Regions from separate parts of the Homo sapiens genome. Here all the other regions are linked to region 1. The links are chromatin contacts, found by Hi-C or POLR2A ChIA-PET in ENCODE. All regions are on one chromosome and are shown on one strand. The core of a region is the stretch at or near the end of the contact, and the rest is flanking DNA. Distances in the headings are between cores, read along the strand shown.

The links. A loop is a pair of places that touch in the nucleus more often than their neighbours do. ChIA-PET counts read pairs that join two places held with the same protein, here RNA polymerase II (POLR2A). Pooled maps may share reads with other maps.
Region 2: a map with no recorded cell type shows a loop between it and region 1 (2.4-fold over the local background). The contact joins the promoter of TH2LCRR here to the promoter of HSPA4 in region 1. A Hi-C loop is called at or near these places in 3 of 37 single-sample maps with no recorded cell type and 6 of 50 pooled maps. POLR2A ChIA-PET finds 5 or more read pairs at or near these places in 1 of 52 experiments (activated T-cell).
Region 3: a loop to region 1 is called in a pooled map, with 15 times the contacts of the local background. The contact joins the promoter of SEPTIN8 here to the promoter of HSPA4 in region 1. A Hi-C loop is called at or near these places in 1 of 168 maps with a recorded cell type or tissue (ascending aorta) and 12 of 50 pooled maps. POLR2A ChIA-PET finds 5 or more read pairs at or near these places in 3 of 52 experiments (CD4-positive, alpha-beta memory T cell, GM12878 and WTC11).
Region 4: a pooled map shows a loop between it and region 1 (4-fold over the local background). The contact joins the promoter of IL4 here to the promoter of HSPA4 in region 1. A Hi-C loop is called at or near these places in 2 of 37 single-sample maps with no recorded cell type and 4 of 50 pooled maps. POLR2A ChIA-PET finds 5 or more read pairs at or near these places in 1 of 52 experiments (activated T-cell).

Annotation. Positions count from the first base shown.
Region 1 is chr5:133,048,675-133,054,392 of GRCh38, reverse strand. HSPA4 (heat shock protein family A (Hsp70) member 4) reads right to left here and starts at 2,380. Exons shown (of 19, transcript NM_002154.4): 1 at 2,036-2,380. The coding sequence starts at 2,142. RefSeq lists enhancers at 204-1,166, 2,405-2,584, 2,775-2,824, 2,895-2,944, 2,131-3,093.
Region 2 is chr5:132,652,321-132,658,208 of GRCh38, reverse strand. TH2LCRR (T helper type 2 locus control region associated RNA) reads left to right here and starts at 2,055. Exons shown (of 3, transcript NR_132125.1): 1 at 2,055-2,158. IL13 (interleukin 13) reads right to left here and starts at 36. Exons shown (of 4, transcript NM_002188.3): 1 at 1-36. The coding sequence starts at 22. RefSeq lists silencers at 1,252-1,311, 1,392-1,481, 1,542-1,831.
Region 3 is chr5:132,773,026-132,778,535 of GRCh38, reverse strand. SEPTIN8 (septin 8) reads left to right here and starts at 1,297. Exons shown (of 10, transcript NM_001098811.2): 1 at 1,297-1,428. The coding sequence starts at 1,399. RefSeq lists silencers at 977-1,026, 1,117-1,526.
Region 4 is chr5:132,670,237-132,675,608 of GRCh38, reverse strand. It overlaps IL4 (interleukin 4), which reads right to left and starts at 1,620. Exons shown (of 4, transcript NM_000589.4): 1 at 1,424-1,620; 2 at 1,103-1,150. The coding sequence starts at 1,558.

The DNA of each region.
Region 1 (5,718 bases), core at 1,131-3,630:
GTCTCTACTAAAAAAGACAAAAATTAGCCAGGCGTGGTGGCGCACACCTGTAATCCCAGCTACTCGGGAGGCTGACGCAGGAGAATCGCTTGAACCCAGGAGGCGGAGGCTGCAGTGAGCCGAGATTACGCCACTGCACTCCAGCGTAGGGAACAGAGTAAGACTCCTTTTCTCAAAATAAATAAATAAATAAATAAACCTTAATAGGGCTGTTAACAAGACTAAACTCAGCAAAGGGACAGCAAACTACCGTTTTGGCTTCTGGGATGAGTTTTCAGGGGAAGCACCTGGGTTAGGAGGTGGGGGGTGCGGAAATTTGACAAGTGGAAAGGAAATGTGAGACTTCTGAACAATCTAGTTTCGCTGAAACCTGCTGAAGAAATGTGACAAAAATTGAGGGTGAAAATAATGGACCTTAGAATTGAGCCCCTGGGGCCGGGCACCGTGACTCACGCCTGTAATCCTAGCACTTTGGGAGGCCGAGGCGGGAGGATCACTTGAGGTCAGGAGTTCGAGACCAGCCTGGGCAACTCGACAACACCCCGTCTCTACTAAAAATACAAAATTTAGCCGGGCATGGTAGCACGCGCCTGTAATCCCAGCTCCTCAGGAGACTGAGGCAGGAGAATCGCATGAACCCCAGAGGCCGAGGTTGCAATGAGCCGAGAGCATGCCACTGCACTCCAGCCTGGGGCGACAGAGCGAGACTCCATCTCAATCAATCAATAACAAGTGAGCCCCTGGGCAGGGCACGGTGGTTCATGCCTGTAAGCCCAGTACTCCAGAAGGCCGAGGCTGGAGGACTGCTTGAGTCCAGAAGTTCGAGACCATCCTGAGTGACATAGTGAAACCCGATTTCTACTAAAAATAAATAAAATTAGCCAAGCATGGTGGCGCACGCCTGCAACGCCAGCTACTCAGGAGGCTGAGGTGGGAGAATCACCTGAGCCAGGAGCCAGGGAGGTCGAGGCTGCAGTGAACCAAGATCGCACCACTGCACTCCAGCCTGGGCAGCCAGAGTGAGACCCTGTCTGTCTCAAAAAAGAAAAAAAAAAAAAAAAAAAGAAGAGAGACCCTGAATGGCAAATAATACAGAACTTCTTACAAGATTTTGTCTAAGAACACGACAACGGATTAAAATGTATCTACAAGTATTCAAAAGGCAGACACTGTAACCAGTGAAAGACCTGAGTGACCCACCATTTTTTAGAACTGTGTCTATGCTGGTCCCAAAACTTACTATGGGTTCTAGAAGTCAAGGCGGGCCCTTGAGCCACTAACAATTGTGGCCAACACACTGGTTAGAATGCATTATCGTTAAAGTGCAACCCTATTGAGGGGTTAACGCGCACAAAACAGAGAGTGACCCAATATAGCACAATATCCCGAAATAATGTGGAAAACAAAAGCGATTGCAAAGTTATCATAAGAGCACCGATTTTATTAAATTCCTATCCGTGCCAACCCAATCTCAAGACCCCGAGTCCATCCGGAACCCGTGCCTGAGGCTGCTCCAGCTCGCTCTCTTCCGGGCGCTGCCCCGCCCCCACTCACGTGGGACGCTGACCGCTCCACGGTCTCGCGGCTGGCAAGCCCCAGAACCCGTTCGATTCAACTATTATTAAGCGCCTGCTGTGTGCAAAGTTCTGAGCTTTCTGTTGGACTCAAAAGACTCAGTACGACCTGGGCCTGGTCTCTGCCCTCAAGAAAAGGACCGCGATCCGTTTACATCCTAGGCCTGCAGTCCTTCCAGTTCCTACCCGTGCCCTCCGCTGGTCCGAGTACCGGCCAGAAGCCTTTCTTCGGCCGACGGGCCACCGGGGAAAAGGCCCTCGCGCTTAGCACACACCCACGCTCATAGTGGGCCGCGGCCCCTAGTGTCCTAATACCTACTGGGGGTCCCTGACCTACCGGGACCTCGGCTCGGAACGGAGGCGACTCCTCGGCCCGCGTTCCCCAAGCAGCGAGGGTCCCAGACTGGAACAAGCATTATCTCCTAACCCCAGTGCACGCGGCAGGCCCGGCCCACACTTACGGCGTGCAGCGGTCGCTATACTCATTAGCGATAGTCTCGATGCCGCCGGCGCGGGCCACAGCGACGTAGCAGCTCTGGAAGCCCAGGTCTATGCCCACCACCGACATGGCGCCGGCTACTGCTCGGGCTCGGGCCCGGGTCCGGCCACCGAGACAGGACACGGACCCCCGGCGGGGCTAGCGAGTGGAAAGCAGGCCTCTTGGGCCGAGGCTACTGAGGGGCTTGCGGTGTCCACGCGAGCGCCTAAGTCCTTCCAGTGGGTACTGCAACCGAGAGCGCTGCTCAGGCCGGCTCCGGCTCAGTGGCCGCAGAGGAGGCGCCGGTAGCGGGGGCGGAGAAGATCTCGAAAGATCTCGTTGCGACGAGAGCGGAGCCGCAGCACCAGAGCTACGAAAGAACGGGATGTTCTCGCGATATCCCGGCTCAGGCGCTTTTCCCCTTGAGGCCCCGCCCCCAGTACGTCTGAATACGTCACGTCCTGGCTCGAGAACCTGGGAAAGGACTGGGTGGCTGAAAGATGGCTGGAAAGCGCATTTAGCCAACCGAGCCTGCGCATGGAACCTGCGGCGCTGCACAGCTGCATAGAGATGTGGAGCACCTCCCTTTACCGTAGAAAGTAGGCGAGCCAGCTCGAGGCACTATACTGAGGAAGCGCTGCGGCCTACTTCCGCCGTTTTTCTTAACATCAAAGAAACTTCCGGTAGTGGGGTGTCTTGCATTCCACCGTGTCGGTGCCCCAGAATGAGACGCAAGCTGATCTGCAGATCCCGCAGGGTGCCTTCTGCTCTTTTCGGGGCAGGTTGGCCGGTAGGGGAGAAGGCCGCCATTGGAACGCGGCCTTTATGTCGGGTTCTCTCAAGAGTCTAAGATCGCACCCTCACCAGCGGAGGGAAGGAGCCCACTCCCAGCCACACCGCTTTGTTTTCTTTCGCTTAGCCTTGTTGCGCCGTTCTCTAAGCCACTCATGTCCTTAGATCAGATTGAGGGGCCCGCAGGATTTAAGCCTTTAATCCACAGCACATTCCAAGCACCTACCCGGTGGTAGGCCCTAACAAGGAACACAGGCAAGTGACACGCTGCCTGGCCTGAAAGGTCCGCTCAGACCTTTACATGAAGTTAATAAATGTTAAGCTTCAGGGCCCCTCGCTTGTATGGCCTCCTGGGAGAATAGATAGTTGCTGAGTTGTGGAGAGGGGAAGCCAGCTTGAGATTAGGAAGCAAATCTATGTAAGCATTTCTAATAAATTACCCAGAGAGATCTAAGGAGAATCTGAATCTCCAAGTCTCTAGTAATGTGTTGTGATTTGTCGTTTTAATTATTTGTTTTGTGTATTTGTAGGGCCCCCCAATGGTATATAAGTTTCACCTCTGCAAAACCTGGATCATCCCCATCATGAGGGTGGCTAAACAAGTAAAGGTGACCCCAGTACAGAATGGCGAGTGCTATATGCACAGAATGGTGGAGACTAGGACAACTTCCCAGAAAAGGAAAAGGCTGTGTTCAAGTTTGGAAAACTAGCAATAGAGACCATAGTTTAAGGACTAAAAAGAAATTCTCCGTTGCTGGAGGGTACATCATGAGTTGAAGGTCTCAAGGCTAGAGTACCTGCCCTTCAGCCATTTTAAAAGTGAATGAGCAAAGAAGAAATTACATTGCCCTGGTATGCCCTTCCCTTTAAATACCTGCATTTCCTGCCACCTCCGGAGGTACTTCACTCTATAGGAGCAACCCCAAACCCGGGTTGATTACCATTAAAACTTGCAAATGGCCACACTGTTCTCACATTTTGCCTAACTAAAACCTGTTAATTCTTCAAAGACAAGTACCAGGTGCTACCTGTAAAAGGGTACTGGGAATAAAAAGAGTAGAGGCAGCCAGGAACAGCCTTTGGAAAAACGAGAGCAGGGACATATTTGTACATTGTATACCCATGTTCATAGTAGTTTATTCACGGTAGCTAAAAGGAGGAAACAATCCACATGTCCATTGACAGATGAATGAGTTTTCTAAATTTAGTGTATACGCGTAACAGTACATTATACAGCTTTGAAAAGACAAAGGAATGAAAGTCTGATAAATGCTACAGCATGAATGAACCTTGAAAATACGCTAAGTGGAAAGCCAAACAAATCAAAATTAATTTTTTTTAATTTTTAATTTTATATTCAAAATTTAATATGATTCCACTTGTATCAGGCACCTACAATAAACTACATAAAGACAGAAAAGCGGTTTCACAAGTAGAGTGAAATGGAGAGTTAAGGGATACAGAGTTTCAGTTTGGGAAGATGAGAAAGTTCTGGAGATAGATGCTGGTGGTAGTTGCATAACAATGTGCATGATCAGTGACAGATTTGTACATTTAAAAATGATGAAAATGGTAAATTTTATGTATATTTCACCACAATTTTTTAAAGTTTTTTTAAGTTAGGTTGACCTTGACCTTCCTTCCTCTGTTTTTCTCCTACCTAGGGGCAATATCAATAATACCAAGCACACTGTTGACCTTAATTATGACAGAGTCCTGTCTCCATCTGTTTATCTCAGTTGTTAATCACTGAGCAAACAACCCGAGCTGCCTAAGCTAAAGTGTCCAGTGGACCTAAAAGATCACTGTCTGTGTTACTGCCTGTTTCTGCCTTCCTTCTATTGGAAGACCTCCCTAGGTCTTAGCTAAGTTGATGAAAATTACACCCATATCTTATTATGTTCCAACTTCATACCTCAACTGCCTTGTTTGCCTTGGTACTGCTTTCAGTTTAAAATACCACCAGCCCTATCAATCTTTTTAATGATTTGTCCTTCTCAAAATAAAACATAACTACCATCAGTCACAGAGAGTACTCATCCTCCTATAAATAGTTTCCTGGATCATCAAACTTATAGCTTAAGAGATTATTCTGGGATATTTAAATAAATGAAGTCAGGAAAAGGTTATTTTAGAATCCTGAAGAATCTAACGTGGCAAGTTTCCAAGTATCACAGTTGCGAACCAACGAAGTGTCCAGAATATTTAATGTTGGAGGCACTGTGTTCGGAGAACAAATTCTTTCCATTTGGCAGAGTATCTTAGGTATTTAAGTATTTTAAAAGCAGGAAGTTGTTAAATGCCACTCTCAAATACAACGATTAAATTTAGTCCTAAGCAATCACAGAAGTGTTTGTTTTTAAATATACAGTGTTCATAGGCTGCCCAACAAAAGACAAAAGGTTCTCCATCAGCTGGGGACTCATATTTCTCCCTGACAAGTGTCCAGTGGAATCCTGCCCTACGCTCTGGAGCAGCTTCTGCAATTTTTTGCTTCACAAGGAAACTACCTGCTCAGATAATGGTGATTTTCTGACTTCCCTGATCTTACAGTGAGTGGAGCAATGCTTTTAGTCAAAGCAACAACCCTTTCTTAAACACCAAAACTCCAATAACTCAATAATAATGGTAATTACCATGTCTCTGGCATTCCTACAGCATATGCTAGCATTACGCCAGACACTGTATTGATACCAATATAATTCCTTTACTCGTCATAGCAAGCCCATCAGGTAGGTGATATTTTTCCTATTTTATAGAGACCTGATAAGGTTAAGGTACTTGTTCAAGGTCACACAATTTTCTCACAACTACACTGCTTCTCTATTTCTTCTTTTAGATGATCGCTTTCTGTCACCCAGACTGGAGTGCAGT
Region 2 (5,888 bases), core at 806-3,305, 400 kb after region 1:
GAGGATTGAGGAGCGGATGCATAGGCTGGGTGGCTTGTGGCCTTGGCGTCTTGTGGCAGCTTTTATAGGCCCAAGTGGTGACGCCTGACACCATGGTCTCTGCTTTTTCAGGCACTATCTAGAAACCACATCTTTACTCATCTTGATTTTACTTTGTGGAAAATCCAGTGTCGCATAAAGGAAAGAGTTTGATTTCTCATGGACTTATTGAGAAGGGTCCAGGGCAGAGTTTCCAAGATCTGGGTGGGTTTAATTCCAGCGGCAGGCAAGGGGCCCTGAGAGCGGCGTGGCATTTGCAATGCTGCCCTGAGTTCCAGCAGTTTTGCCTGTGACAACCCTGAGTACCTGGACAGCTGACCCAACTCTGAGCTCCTGTCCTCAGACCCTTTTGGGTCACCAGAAGTGCTGAGCAGATAGTCTTAGTGCACTGTGGCTGTGACCACAGTCTACCAGCTATGGGAATTTGGGGAGTTTTATTTTTTCGATGAACCAGTCTCTTAAATTACTTAAGTAACACTTGCTTGGATACAAAATTCAAACAGGCAATAGAAGAGTAAAGTTCACTTCTTTTGGCTTGCCTAATTCCTCCTTGGCCCCACTGTGAGAGGGATTGTCAAAGTTCAGATTTCCAGGTCTCCACTGAGAGATCCAGAAAGATTCAGAGGTCTTTCTGGGAGCTTTTTTGGTGTTTTTTTGTTTTGTTTTGTTTTGTTTTTTTGGAGATGGGGTCTCACTATGTTGCCTGCCTAGGCTGGCCTCCAACTCCCAGACTCAAGCGATCCCCCCACCTCAGCTTCCAGAGTGGCTGGAAGTAGTGTGCACGTGTCTGGCCCCTTTAATTTAAAGTGTATGGGCCATCCTTCTGGGAAACTCTTAACTGGGCCAGGCTGGCAGCCTTAGTCCAGGTCAGAGATTGTAAGTGTTCCTAGTGCCACTGGGGCTTGGGGTGATCCCCTTTGCTCACCAGTCTCTGCAGGATCAACCCCTGCCGTCTGGGGGCCTCAAATTTCCCTTCTGCAGAATGAGTGCTGTGGAGGGCGGCTCCTGGGCTTGGCCCCTGCAGCCATGTCGCCTTTTCCTGCTCTTCCCTCGTTTTCCTAGAAGTCCTCCAGAAACCCCCACAGCAGAGGCCACGGCATTTGCCTGTTGGGTGTTGATGTCAAGATTTCTCCCCTACCCACTTCCTCCCCGAACCAGCGCCTCCCCAGGCCCCCTCTCTGCCTGCTCAGGCTCCCTCCGTCCTGTCCTCGATGGGGCTCAACCTCCTCACAAGGGTGTGCTTGTGACCCTCCTCACAAGGCATGCTGGATTCCCGCTCAGAGGCATCCCAGGCTTGCCCACCCTCTCTTCCCACAGGGAACGTCATTCCCACCCTCTCTGTCCACACTCGAAGCTTCCCAGCCCAGCTGCTGGCTCTGACTCCCAGAAGTCTGCCCCTTCCCCTCGAGGGCCCCCAGTGCCTGGAGTGCCGCTACTTGGCCGTGTGACCCCTCTACGGGCCTGTTTCCTAATCTGTAGTAGAGGGCCCACGGCATCTCCCACAGGGTCTCCGTGATGGGGGAAGGAGCGGGGAACTACCTTGGTCTGTGCAACTCCCGGAGCCCCGCCCGGGTGAGTCAACGCCCCTTATCCCCCATGGCCACCAAAAGCCCTGCCGGGAGCGGTGGGCAGGGGCGCCCCCGCGCGTGGGAGAAGGCGCTGGCGCGGCGGTTGCGGCGGCGATGGCCCGCGGAGATAGGGGGGTGGCCTTATGTAACGGGAGATGGGCCCGATAAGCGGGATCTGCGCGGCCGGGCCCTCCTCCGCGGCCTCCGGCGGTGGCCGGTCCGGGAGGCAGGGGTGGGCGCGCAGACCGGCCAGTCTGGAAGCTGCGGAGGCTGGCGAGGGGGCGGCAAAGGTGGCGGTCCGAGCGCCAGGCAGGGCAAGGGCCGGCTGGACACCCGGGCCAGCGGCTCCCCGAGCGCCGGTGCGCACCGGCGAGGGGCGGGAGCGGCCGAGGGGCCGAGGCGCGCACGTGCCGCTCCAGCACCGGCCATGTCAGGCCGAGGGACCCCGCGGGCCCGGCCGAGCGGCAGCCCCTGCCCTGGAGGGTGGTCTCCAGGGACCAAGGCGTGGCGGGCGGTGCGGAGAGGCGCGGCACAGATGGCTACATCAGAGGGTCTGTTGCTTGTTTCTAGATTGTCAGCGGGGATCCACTCCCGTGCGGGTAATTTTAATTAACACTAACTACCAAAGGGCCGCTCCGGGCACTTGGCGCATGTGGCTCGCACCTGCCTGCAATGCGCTGCGTGGGCCGCCCGCTTATGGCCATGGGGAGCCTCTTCGCTTTGCTCTGGCCCCGAAGCGCTGGGATTGGGACCTCCCTTCCTCCCGACCAGCTCATCCTGGGAAAGCTGGGGTTGCTTTTTCGGGTTTCTCTGGACTCTGGGTCTCCGTTGGCAAAGACATGATGCCCAGTCAGGAGGAGTAAGGCCTGAGAGAGTTGTTTTTGTAAGTGAAAGGATTTAATTTTTTAGATTTTTATTTTTAGGAAAGTTACGAATGCAGATAATTTTAAAAATCAAGAAGGCTGATTATGTAAAACGGCAGCGCTGGGAATCCGTGCTCTATGGGCCTCTGGCATTGCTGCTCCTCTTGTGAGTGAGGCACTTACTGCCCTGCTGTGTCCCTTACTGTCTTTTAAAGGTTGTTTATAGGCCGGGCGCGGTGGCTCACGCCTGTAATCCCAGCACTTTGGGAGGCCGAGATGGGCGGATCACGAGGTCAGGAGATTGAGACCATCCTGGCTAACACGGTGAAACCCCGTCTCTACTAAAAATACAAAAAAATTAGCCGGGCGTGGTGGTGGGCGCCTGTAGTCCCAGCTACCCAGGAGGCTGAGGCAGGAGAATGGCGTGAACCCGGGAGGCGGAGCTTGCAGTGAGCCGAAATCGCGCCACTGCACTTAAGCCTGGGCGACAGTGTGAGACTCCGTCTTAAAAAAAAAAAAAAAAAAAAAAAAAGGTTGTTAAGAAAATCACAAGGAAGGAGGAAAAAATATATTTCCTATTCATTAAGTGGAGGTGGAACATCACAAAGGTCTTCAGCGTCACTGTCTTCACGTTGAGCAGGCCGAGGAGGAAGAAGAGGAGGGGTCGGTCTTGTCATCTCAGGGGTGGCAGAGGCAGGAGAGAATCCGTGGATAAGTGGATCTGTGCAGTTCAGAACCTGCTGTTCAAGGGTCAACTGTGTATGTAAAAAATTCAGTGGAATCTCCACCTTCCCTCACAAGTAACTATTTTTCTTAGGTGTTGTTTTTTTTTTTTTTTGGTATCCTATTAGTTTATGTAAATACAAGCAACTGTGAATATATGGTCTTATTTTCCCTTGTCCCTACATGTGAAGTGGCATCATATACACCTTTTGCACCCTGTTTTTCTCACTTACTATAAAAATAATATATTTTTGTATTCACACTTAGATTGGGACATTTTATGACTTTTCTTCTTTGTTCTCTCTTATTGGAACTGCCATTTTTTTTGACTATATACCTCTTGGACTTGTCCTTTAATTTTCTTTTTATTCTATTTTCCATTTAAAAAATTTCTCTTCTCTGGGATATTCTCATAGCTTTATCTTCCTGAGGGTATTTGATTCTTTGTGTGTGTGTGCGCATGTGCACATGCACGCTAACAGCACTATGTTCTTGTTTCATTGATATCTTCTAAGTTTCCTTTTTCATACATAATCTTTATTTTCTGCAAGTTTTCTTTAAAAAATTGTTTTGAACTGGGCGCGGTGGCTCACCCCTGTAATTCCAGCACTTTGGGGGGCCGATCGCTTGAGCCCAGGAGTTTGACACCAGCCTGGGAAACATAGGGAGACTTTACTTCTACAAAACATAAAAAAAACTTAGCCAGGCATGGTTGTGCATACCTGTGATCCCAGCTACTTGGGAGGCTGTGTGGGAGCATCACTTGAGCTCAGGAGTCGAAGCTGCAGTGAGTTGTGATCACACCACTTCACTCCAGCCTGGGTGACAGAGCCAGACCCTGCCTCAAAAAAAATTTTTTTTCCATCTTATAGGCTTTCCTTGCACGTTAGGTAATCCTGGATTGCCTGCACATGTTAAAACAGGGATCTCTGAGGGTAATTGTGTGGGAGGGGGCTGTTTCCTATAGGGCAGGTGGCTGACTGTTTTCACTTGGGGAACCTCCTGTGGCAGTTTCTTTGTCGTTTTTTTGGCAGGCAGGTCAGCTCGCGCAGAAAAGATTCTCCCTGTCTCCAGCATTCCAGCAGCAAGGGTGGAGAGAGGGCTGGGGTGGGGGCCTCAGCATCTGTTGACTGTTCCTGATTTCAGCATATTTCGACCGCCCTCTACTGTGTCTAGTGTTTCTTGGTCCAGATATCCTATCCGGAGAAAACCCTGCTGCAGGAGAGTCACTCGACTTTGATGAACAAAAATGGATATCTAACTGTTTCTTAAACTGAGTTTCAACAACTTTCCTTATTTTCACCCCCTTCTCTTCTGATGTCCTTGGTCTTCTCCCAGTTCCTGAGCATTCTTGGGATTCTGTAAATCAACATAGGTCTCAGCTGGCCTAGGATTCAGTTTTCTTGGGTCAGCCAAGTAGTCTGCCCACCGTCCCTCCACTTTCCACCTTTCAAACGCTGGTGCTGTCATCCATTTCTCCCATTTTGGTGGGTTTAAAACTTTAGAAAATTCAGTTACTGTCATTTTAGTTGGTTATAAAGTGGGAGTTTGTGTTTATTCCATTGTTTTCATTTGGAATTTATATTTTTAATGTAGAGAATTTATAAACAAGACAAGAAATAAGAGGCAAACACTAGTCTTGCACCCCTTTTCCCTGGCACTATAACACCTCTGTATCTTTGCTATGCACATTTACATTTTGTTAGAAAAATGAGATAATACATTATATAGTTTTTACTCCTTTTTCACTTAAAATATATGAAGAGCATTCTCCAATGTCAGTATTCTGCATTTAAAAAAAGATTACACAAAATGTTATTGTGTAAAGTACAGATATGCAAAAAAATAAAAAGCCCCATAGTCCCAGCATCCAGAGATAATAATCATTGTAATATTTTGGTATCTGTCATGCTAGTATGTGGATATGTACAGGGTAAGTACCTTATTCCTAAAATAAAAGGGAAATAACTTTTTTTCTTTTTCTTTTTTTTTTTTTTGAGACAGAGCCTTGCTCTGTCACCTACGTTGGAGTGCAGTGGCACCATCTTGGCTCACTGCAACCTCTGCCTCTCAGGCACAAGCAATCCTCCCACCTCAGCCTCCTGAGTAGCTGAGACTACAGGTGAGCCACCACACCTGGCTAATTTTTGTATTTTTTGTAGAGACCAGGTTTCACCATGTTGCCCAGGCTGGTCTCATACTCTTGGGCTCAAGCAATTTGCCTGCCTTGGACTCCTGAAGTGCTAGGATTACAGGTGTGAGCCACTGTGCCTGGCTGACATATTTTATTTACTTATTAGTATTTTTTTTGAGATGGGGTCTCACTCTGACACCCAGGCTGAGGAGCAATGGTGCAAACACGGCTCACTGCAGTCTCAAACCCCTGGGTTCAAGTGATCCTCCCACCTCAGCTTCCTGCGTAGCTGGGACTACAGGGCACCATCATGCCCACACACATTGGCTGATTTTTAATTTTTTTTTGTAGAGATAGGGTTAAACCTTTAGACTTACCACGGTTTTACTAATACCAGATCAAAGAGGTGCAAGATAAATGTTTGCCTTTTATTGCTTGTCTCTTTTATAAATTCTCTGCATTAAAAATATAAATTCCAAGTAAAAACAATGGAATGAACATAAACTCCCACTTCATAACCACTCAAACCATAGTAGCAACAACCTTATCCTGTTGCCCAGG
Region 3 (5,510 bases), core at 48-2,547, 270 kb after region 1:
AGAGAGAGGAGCAAAGTGAAAACATTGTCAGGAAGGTCCAGCGGGAAGTCAGTCCACCTTGGGGACAAGCTACAGTTTGCCTGGGAGAGTGAGGAGGGGAAAGCCAAATCAGGGTGACAAGGTCAAACAGCAGAGAGGGGGCTCCTCTTAAGCCAGGTGTGCTAAGTCGAACGTGGTCTTTAGGCACCTCCAGTCAGCACAAGTTTCTGAGTAGGAGAAACAGGTCAGGTTGCTTCTCAGCATACTGGGGTGAGGGGTGTGTGTGGAGGGTGGACCAACCTGGGATGAGGCCAGTGGGGGGTAGGGGGCAAACCTTGCCACATTCCCAGAAAGAGCAGAGAGAAAGGCAGAGGGAAGAGAAAGAAACGGGGTTTCAGAGGATTTGGGAGCTGCTTTTGTATAGATTGTCAGTGAGAAGGATACAGAACCTCCTGAGGCCTCCGACCCTGGCGTAAGTGTTAATTTTCTGAACGTTTTGAGCAGTGACATTAGCGGAGAGAACGTGCACGCACTGGGAGTGGTCATCCTCTTTGCACAATGGTGGAACCATTAAGACGTTGTCCCAAGCCCTTGGGACAGGCAGGGTGATGGACACTTGCAATCTGACGCCTTGACCGTCGAGCTCCGCTTTTCTATTGCAGGAATCCCAGCCTAAACTGCGCATCCTGCTCGTTGGTTGCACAAGGAGCCGAAGGCTGGTCCCTTGCCCGGGAAGGCCGCCTGGCCGGACGCGCGGGTCCCGCCGGGGTTCCCGCCTTAGCTCCGGCCGGAGCATCAGGTGGGGCCCAAGACACCCGCAGACTAGGCTGCCGCGGCCTCTCCCGGATCCGACGGGTCTCCCGCAGCTTGTCCACACTCTGGTTGGTGGTCCCAGCACATTTGCAGGCTCCAGCGGGTGGAGACGGCTTGGTGGGGGAGATCTCTAGGGCGCACGCCGTGCCCCACTTCCCCCTTACGGGAAAGGCTTTCCAGCGCGCGGACCCAGGAGACTCTCACCTAGGCTCGGCCCCAGGCTCCAGGGGACACGCAGAGGCCCGCCGGGCACCAGCCCCGAGCCCCCCGACACTGCCGTCCCGGTCCCCCAACGCGCGGACTACAAGTCCCAGCAGTCCCCGCAGCTGGCACCTCCCGCCTCGCCGCGGAGACCCCCGGCCGTCCAAGCGGCGGGGCTCCGGCTGCGCTCGTGGCCGGGCCGGGCGGGGAGGCCGGTCCCGCGGGCGGGGGCAGGGGCGGCTCCGCGGCTTCTCCCGCCGCCGCCGCCAAGGGGAGTTTCCAGGAAGTGGCCATATTGGATCCATTCAGCCGCAGCCGCCCGGGCGGAGCGCGTCCCGCAGCCGGCTGGTCCCTGTCGCTGCCCCTGCGCTCGTCCCAGCCCACCCGCCCGGTGCGGAGCTCGCCATGGCGGCCACCGACCTGGAGCGCTTCTCGGTGAGGGCCCCGCTGGGCCACGGCGCGCGCGGGAGGCGCGGGGCGCAGGAGGGGCCGCCCTGCAGCTGGCGGGGGGCGCGAAGCGGGCTGTCAGCGCCTCACGGCCGGGCCTCGACACCGGGCCAGCTCGAGGACCCCGGCGCGGGCTCTCGGCCGCGCTATCGGGGGGTCCCGGAGCGTCGGGCGGCCTGCCTTGCCGGGCGGCTGGTCGGGGTCGCTTCCTGGGGCGCAGGCAAGGCTAACCCCTTTCGCGGGAAGGAGCAAAGACCCGCCTGGCTCCGGGCAGGTGCGAAGATAGAGTGGCGCCCGCGGGGCCGCAGGTGAGGGTCCGGGACACTCCGGACCCTATCGCCCAGGGTGTTTCTTTCTGCACACTTGGGGAAGAGTCCTAGCCGCACAGGTGCTGCGGGATAGGTACAGCCGGGGAGGATGGAGGCCCCAGGATCCGAGAGAGTCTCCCACACGAGCCCAGGACAGTTGCAGACTTGAGTCCTGAAGACCCTTGGCCTGCTTTTCCTTCCTCCCCCGCTCCCCTCTGCCCCGCTCCCCACGCCGGAATCCTGGGTGCGACTCCAGGCAGGTCAGGCCTCAGTGGTCGGGTCTGCGGCAGCCATTCGCCAGGAGCTGGAGGGATTCCAGACTCAGCCCAGTGGGCGTTTATTTGGGCTCCAGTCCAGGTCCTCAGAAGGTTGATGTCCCTGGTGGTCCCTGCAGGGGTCTCACTGGGCCTGAGCCTGCCGACAGCCAACTTACTAAAGGCTTTCATAATTCACTCGCGGGAGGGAGGCCTTTGGGGGGTTGTATCTGGACATCCCCTGCTGTCTAAGGCTGGATCTGGGTGTGTCTGGGAGGCTAGGCTGTGACAGTGAAGGAAGCTGTGTCCTCTTGCCAGCATGTAAGGCCCTGGTCGGCTGGAAGGGGGAGGAGGGGGAGAAGGAGGAGGAGGAGGAGGGAGGCCCAGGGCTGTTGGAGGGAAGGGGGAATTCTGAATATGTGAACGATAACGAATTGGTTCTGGGGCTAAATAAGGGAGCCAGGACTTATGTAATTAATGCTATAAATACCGTCATCCCAATTTATATATGTAAATTTTCCATTTAATCTGAAAATACATTTCTTATTCTACTTTGGAAATGTGCATGACTAAAGCAGGAGCTCTTGGTTTCATAATTTCTAGACTCGGGTGTTTTATTCCCATTGGAGAGGGGGTCGTATGTCAGTTAAGTAAGTTTAAATACATGAGGAACAGATTCAGAGGCTGGGCTACTCAGAGATTCACTTCGCCCCGTATTATAAATTGGAATTTATGTACCGGAGGAGGGCAGTGCCTGAATCCTAACAGACCTGCTGATTAGCTGGAGGCCAAGAGACCCGTGAGTGCCTGGGTGTCTCTGCATGTGTGTCTGTGTGCATTTTCTGTGCCCAGCTGACCAGAAAGTTATGTCTGGGTCTTGTCTGTGGCCAGAGGTTTAACAGTTGATGTTGCAGGTGGGAGAGGTATGTAGAGAAACCAGAATCAGACAGCCTGATAGGAATCCTAGACACTCCTTGTTGGCCATGTGACCTTGGGCAGGTTATTTAACCCCTTGGTGCTCTCATGCGTATAATGGGATAGAAATATTTCTTCCCTCATAGGGGTATTGTGAGGATTCAACAAGAGAATCCAGGGGAGGTACTTAGCCCTGTGTCTGGCACATGGTAAGGACACAATAAATAATATATGCTACCTATTGTCCACGTGGATGTGAGGACTGGCCCCCTATGTAAGAAGGGAGCAGAGGATGCATTTGCCCTGTTCATGGCACTCTCTGTAGAGCTTCCATCCCTGCTCGTCCAGAGATGGTCCTCAGAGGGTTAGCTGAGAGGCCATGCTGTGGGCTGGTCAAGCCTTCCCCTGGGGTCCTGTGTTTGCTCTCGGACCATTCCTGTGAGGAGTTTTGGTATTAGCTGCGGGGTGGCCAGGGCACAGAGAGGGGACTGACTCAGGCAAGGGCGTAGAGCCTGAGCGCAGGGCCTTGGTTGCTATGCCAGCTTCAGCTGGAGGGATGGACACCTTCCACACCCTCTGCACTTTGGGCTGTCAGCCTCCTGGAAGGGCTTGGATAGGGTTGGATTTGGGTGGAGACCTTGGGTGGAGTTTGGCCTGAATTTAAGTCTGGACTCCATTCACCCTTCCTGGCTTGTCATCTTGGGAAAATCATTTCTGCCTTTATCTTGCTGTAAAATGGGCAGAGCCACACTGGTTCCTCAGAGAGTTTATGGAGGGTTAATTGCAGTCCGTGGCATGTTTGGAAATATGCTGAGGTGTCTCGCAAGCCCCAGGATGTGATGGAGCCATGACAGGTCTACACTGTCCCTCTGGCCAGCTCAGTGGTCAGTCTAGCCCTGCAGGCCTGAGAATTGTCCTGACCTGGAGCTTAGACGGCATACAGAGTTGTACTTTGAGATGGATGTGTGCTGGGTTCCTGTGTCCTCACATAGCATGGTGTACACACCACAGGCCAACAGCCTTGGCATCCTGACTGGGCTCTGCTCCACCCTAGATCAGTATTGGGGTAAGGGTTGGCATCCCCTGTGTGTGGGTGTGTGGAGCAGCCCTCTGAGGAGGGTGTGTTGCCTCTTGCCTTCCTCGGGCAGCCAGATTCCTGTCCACTCTTGCTGTGCCCCTCCTCCTAACTGGAACCTTGACTCTGGGGCTCAGCCCTTTCTTCCCCGAGGGCCAGCTCCGGTGTTTTCTCCTGCCAGAATCTCACAGGTTCAGACCCCGTGGTGAGCAACCCTTTAGGGCTTGGGGAAAGTGAAGCTGAGGGGGAGAGGAAGAAACGTGCAGCACACAGCCTCACACTGGCGTTCTTCCCAGCCAGTCACTTACCCCCATCTCTGCTTTATCCCCAGCACCATCTGTCACTTCCGTTGTCACCCCTGCAATCTTGATACTTCCCCAAGAAGCGGGCTCTTCAGGGAGTACCTAGTCCCTCCTGAAGCAGGAATTGAGAGCCCGCACCCAAATGAGGCTCAAGGTCTCTGTCAGAGTGATATCTCCCCATCTTGTAAAAACGGCCAGTAGCCTCCTTGCTGAGCCATGCCGAAGAAAAACGGGAGCTGAGCAAGAGATGCCCGTGCAGCTCCCAGGGCACATGTGAGCACCACCTGCAGAGCTGCAGCTCTGCCCTCTCCCCCAGGAGGTGAGTCTGCCTGCCCTCCCTCTCTCTTGGGCATCAGACCATGCTATGTGTGCCCACCTTAGGAAGGTCTCCTTGGGGTCTTGATTGCAGTGGGTCAGAGCTGCGGGGCTGATGGAAAGCATTGGTCATTCCAGGGAGCACATGCTAAAAGACTGACCATGATAGGAACAGAGAGGATGGCAAGGAGGAGACCAAGCTCAGGGCCAAGGAGGAGGGAGACTGGATGGAGCCTGGGAACCCAGGGTCTGACTTGTGTCAAAAACCTTGGATGGCAAGGAGGGCAGTGGGTGCTTTGAGCGCATTATCTTGTTGATGCCAACAGCCCAAGGTTGGGTGAGGATGCAGACTTTGGTCATTGGCTAGCAAAGGTAGGGGGAACAAGATCCAAATTCCAATACCAGAGATGACAGAGAGGGTGGATACCTTGGCGTTTTGAGCCCTCGGATGGGCTAGGTGGAAGCATATATTATATTTGGGGCAGTAACTACCACGAATGTCTCTGTGGCTCAAGTCCAGCTACCAGAGGCGAGCAGCTGCAGGATGGTAGAGCAAAGGGCCTGAGGGCCAGCTGGCCTCTGTGTGTCCCTTGCAGCCTCCCCAGCCTTCCTGCCTCTGTGCTGCCAGCTTGGGTTTCAGGATCCCCAGGCATGGCCCCCAAGGCAAAAGCTTTGCCAGATAACCAGATGCAGAGCTATGCATGCAGGAGGGAGACACATCTGCCTGGGGAGGAGACGCCCTCCCAAGGTCTCCATGCCCTTGTGGTAGAGCTGGGGCACTCTGTTGGCTTCTTTTGGAGCCATCTGAACCTTCAGAGCTCCTGAAAGAACTGGCTGGGAAGAGGCAGCGGAGGACGGGGCAGGGGGCATCTTGGCTCTGCGTGCAGTTGCCCTACATGTT
Region 4 (5,372 bases), core at 371-2,870, 380 kb after region 1:
CCACTGCACTCCAGCCTGGGTGACAGAACAAGACCCTATCTCAAAAAAAAAAAAAAGTGTGTATTTGCCCTTCAGAATCTCATCCTGTATCGGACTCCCGGGATAACTAATGAAATGAGATAGTCCAGCTAAAGGCCCGAAGAGCAGTTTCCCTCATGAAGCAGGATGGGCCCTGTTCTATGGTCTGGGTGCTGGAGTGTGACCCTGCCCAACACACAGGGCTTCACTCCTGGCCATATCATCTCCCTAGTTTGCATGGAAAGCAGGTAGTTAGGAGACCACTGTGAAATTGAGGCTTTGGGGCTTTCATTCTCAGCCGTGTGTTTCCATGAAAACAGGAACTGAAATGCACAAAACTATTGATACGGCTGTAGTCATGTGTTTGTCAGAGAAAATGCACTATCAGCTGTCAAATCTATCTCCTCCCACTACAGATAGAGGGGTGGGGGTGAGGCAGCACAGGAGGCAGAGAGGCGAGGTGCCCAGGCAGCCCGAAGCAGGGATGTGCTGGACGCTGCCCAGCAGGATGGTTCCAGACCGAGCTGGAGGGGAGTTCGGCCGGCCAGAGCAAGCTGAGGAGCTCTGGACGGCCAGCCCCGGAACCCAGAGGGCTGTTAGGTGGCCAGGCTGTGGAAGAGGAGGGGCTCTGGCGATACCTTTTCTGTTGCCATAGGAAGTCTCTTAGACAAAATGAAAGCTCCCTCAACCTGTCATCTCAATATCTGTTTCTGTGAGAGTATTTGGTTTTTCAGAAATGTATGGGCCAGAAAAATTCTCTCATTCAACAGGCATTTATTGAGTGCCTCCTACGTTCCAGGCACTATGCCAAAGCTAAGTAAAACCCAAGAGGGCTTTTCTTTGACCAGGATCTGAGTCAGGACTACAGCATGTAAGCTTTCTATTACATGTCTTCTAAATCAAGTGAAACCAGAAAGACCAAAACATGCTTAAGAGTAAAGATCAGACTTCTCGTTCTTTGAAAACATCTAACACCTTAGAGTTAATTTGGGCCCGCTCGTTTTCCATTAGACAAGTTTCTTGTTCAGACATTTGGGGATGGATCTCCCCATTTGCTAAAACAGACCGTGGGACGGCTTCTTACCTTGGAGGCAGCAAAGATGTCTGTTACGGTCAACTCGGTGCACAGAGTCTTGGTCCAGGCAGAAATGAGAGAGCAAGAGACAGAGTTAACCTCCAACCGGACAGAGAAGTCCTTGATGAGCAGCTCTCACTCCCTCCAACTGAGGAAACTTCCTACAAACCCTCAGAAAAAAGAGTGGCAGGGGAGAAGCCTCGCTGTGTGCCCTGGACTGCCACCAACCACCAGTTCCAACTTCTCTAGCAGCTGTTAACGTTTTCATGCCTAGAAATACTGAGAGCATCACCAGAACATCTGGAGAGATGGTGCCAGATAGGTACTCACCTTCTGCTCTGTGAGGCTGTTCAAAGTTTTGATGATCTCCTGTAAGGTGATATCGCACTTGTGTCCGTGGACAAAGTTGCCGGCACATGCTAGCAGGAAGAACAGAGGGGGAAGCAGTTGGGAGGTGAGACCCATTAATAGGTGTCGATTTGCAGTGACAATGTGAGGCAATTAGTTTATCAGGAGAAGCTAACGATGCAATGCTGACAAAGATATCTCTATATATAGATTTAAAATTGCTGAAACCGAGGGAAAATGAGTTTACATTGGAAATTTTCGTTACACCAGATTGTCAGTCACTTGGGGCCAATCAGCACCTCTCTTCCAGGAGAAAAAATGCCTCACAAACAGGTAAAATGTTCCTGTGAAATCAGACCAATAGGAAAATGAAACCTTTTTAAAAAATTAACTACAAAGTTTCAGCATAGGAAATTACACCATAATTTGCTCTTTAGATTAATCTTATCAGCTTGGGGCTGCTGCTGGCTTTTTGCTTTGCATAGAAGGGAGAGGCCACAGGTGTCCGAATTTGTTGTAATGCAGTCCTCCTGGGGAAAGATAGAGTAATATCAAGAAAGTTTTACTTGAAAAGTATTTTAACCTGGCTTCTTCCAAGTACAGGTGGCATCTTGGAAACTGTCCTGTCATGGAAAAGCTGATCTGGGGCTCCTTCTCTGCATAGAGGCAGAATAACAGGCAGACTCTCCTACCCCAGCACTGGGGGACAATGTTCTCCCAAGTTTAGGTGTTTTGAGAAGGACAGGTCGTATCAGGTGAGGCCTAGTTTGGGTCCCAGCAGGTCCATAAGGTCCTTACCCATAAGGAAGCCCTTGGCAAGGTAGGTCTATTCTGAGGTTTCAGGAATGACTTTTTTTTTTTTTTTTCTGAGACAGGGTCTCACTCTGTCACCCAGGCTGAAATGCAATGTTGTGATCAGGGATCACTGCAGCCTCAACCTCCCAGGCTCAAGTGATCCTCCCACCTCAGCCCCCCTAGCAGTAGGTGCGTGCCACCGCACCATGCCTGGCTCATTTTTATTTTTATTTTTTGATAGAGATAAGAGTCTCACTATGTTGCCTAGGCTCATCTCAAATTCCTGGGCTCAAGTGATCCTCCTACCTCAGTCTCCCAAAGCTCTGAGATTACAGGTGTGAGCCACCATGCCTGGCCAGGAATGCCCACTTTTTGAATGGAACCTAAACACATCCTCAGCTAATTAGGAAAAAGAGCTACAGTCTTACCAACTTACAAATCAGCCCTCCTAGTCAGTGCCCCACCACCCGCCCTGCTTGTTTTTTATTGAATTCATGTGGACACAATAAGGTGCTCATTGCCTCACCCCAGCAGTGAACGTAAGGACCCCACCACTCACTCAGGTGCCTGGGCCCTGTGCAAGGCCACCCCACCTCCCAGTAAGGGCTCATGGGCAGCAGGATTCTTGGGCCCTGCCTGCCCCCTGCTTTTCTCCCAGAACCTTCCCTTCCCTTGGTCTCTGACCTTCTTTTCCCTATGAATTTCTTTTTTTTTTTTTTTTTTTTGAGATGGAATCTTGCTCTGTCACCCAGGCTGGAGTGCAGTGGCGTGATCTTAGTTCACTGCAAGCTCCGCCTCCTGGGTTCATGCCGTTCTCCTGCCTCAGCCTCCCCGAGTAGCTGGGACTACAGGCACCTGCCACCACGCCCGGCTAATTTTTTGTATTTTTAGTAGAGACGGGGTTTCACCGTGTTAGCCAGGATGGTCTCCATCTCCTGACCTCGTGATCCGCCTGCCTCGGCCTCCCAAAGTGCTGGGATTACAGGCGTGAGCCACTGTGCCTGGGCCTCCCTATGAATTTATTCTGGAAGATCATCTAAAAATGTGTGTTGCTAAGGTTTTGCCTCTGTTCCACTTCCCCGCCCCCCCCTCACCACCCCCTGCCCCCATACTCTGTCACCCAGGCTGGAGTGCAGTGGTGATCATAGCTTACTGTAGCCTTGATCTCCTGGGCTCAAGGCATTCTCCAGCCTCAGCTTCCCGAGTAGCTGGGATTACAGGCACATGCCACCACGCCTGGCTAATTTCTGTATTTTTTTTTTTTTTTTAGTAGAGATGGGGTTTCACCATGTTGGCTAGGCTGGTGTCGAACTCCTGGCCTCAAAATGATCCACCCACCTCAGCCTCCCAAAGTGCTGGGATTATAGGCGTGAACCACCATGCCCGGCCAAGGTTTTGCCTCTGTTTTGGATCTTTTCTTCCCTTATTATTATTATTATTAAATTGACAAATAAGTATTGCACATATTTGTGCTGTATGATATAATGTTTTGAAATGTGCATGTTATGGAATTGCTACATCAAGCTACTTATACAATACTTCACATATTTATTTTTGGTAAGAACATTTAAAATCTACTCTGTGATTTATTTATTTATTTTGAGATAGAGTCTTGCTCTGTTGCCCAGACTGGAGTGCAATGGCGCAGTCTCAGCTCACTGCAACCTCTGCCTCCTGAGCTCAAGCAATTCTCCTGCCTCAGCCTCCCGAGTAGCTGGGATTACAGGTGCCTGCCACCACGCCCAGCTAATTTTTGTATTTTTAATAGAGACAGGGTTTTACCATGTTGGCCAGGCTGGTCTCGAACTCCTGACCTCAGGTGATCTACCCACCTCAGCCCCTGCAAAGTGCTGGGATTACAGGTGTGAGCCACTGCGCCTGGCCTGTCTTCATGATTTTTAAGTATACAAGACATTGATATCAACTGTTGTCACCATGTCGTACAATGGCTCTCTTTAACTTAACTCCTCCCAGTTGAAATTTTATATCCTTTGACCAACATCTTCCTGATCACCACCCTCCCAGCCCCTGGTGACCATCATCCTACTCTCTGCCTCCCTGAGTTTGGCTTTTTTATATTTCACATATGCGTGAGATCATGTGGTATTTGTCTGTCTGTGCCTGGATTTTTTCACTTAGCATAATGTCCTCCAGGTTCATCCATGTTGTGGTGAATGACAGCGTTTCCTTCTTTTTTAAGGCTGTATAGTATTCCACTGTCTATATATAGTTTTGGATCTTATCGCAGTGCCTCAAGTTCTGTGAAGGAGAGAATCTGGATAATTGTATCAGGAGGTCCTTAGACCATATTTAGGATCCTTCCATTGGGACTGGGCAGCAAGGTTACCAAACTAAATGCAGTGGCTTCAGATGCCAAACCACCTGAGATGAGCCACACCTCACAGGTGAGGGGTATGGTCCCCCACAACACTGCCCTTGCTTCAGACGCCAGCTGCACATTCAGGGGTTCCCAGCCCACCCTCACTGCTGACTGGCTGCAAATCTGGGAGTTTCCACTACCCCTCAGGTTCCAGAATGCACTAGGATGACTGACAGAACTCAGGAGAGTGCTATACGTAAGGCCACAGTTTTATCATAACAAAAGCATTCAAATCAGAACCAGCCAAAAGAGGAGACACAGGGGCGAGATGGAGGAGGGGCCCAAACACAAAGCTCTCATTGTCTTCCCCGTGTGGCGTCAGAGGCATCACCTTCTCAGCACTTTGACGTGTGACAAAATGCTGACTATTTCTAAGCAGGGAGGCTCACTTGAGCTTTGGGGTCCAGAGTTTTTATTTGAGTCTTATCATATAGGTGTGGTTGATGGACTCATTGGCCACTGGGTTGAACTCATCTTCCTGGTCTCCTTCCGGGAGGCCAGGCTGATATCACAGAACCTCAGTGGCGTGGCCAGCCCCTCCATGGTCGTATTGTCAGCAAAAACTACCTAGGGCCCACCATGAGTCACTTCACTCGCATAAACTCTCAGAGACCACCATGAATAATAAGATACTCCTATCACTTGGGAAATCCCTAGGAATTTGGGGCTACCTCCTGGGAACTGGTGACAAGGACTAGCCACGTTGTTTACTCCAAGGGTTTGTAGCTGGTAGGACCTCCCAAGAGCCAGGACAAA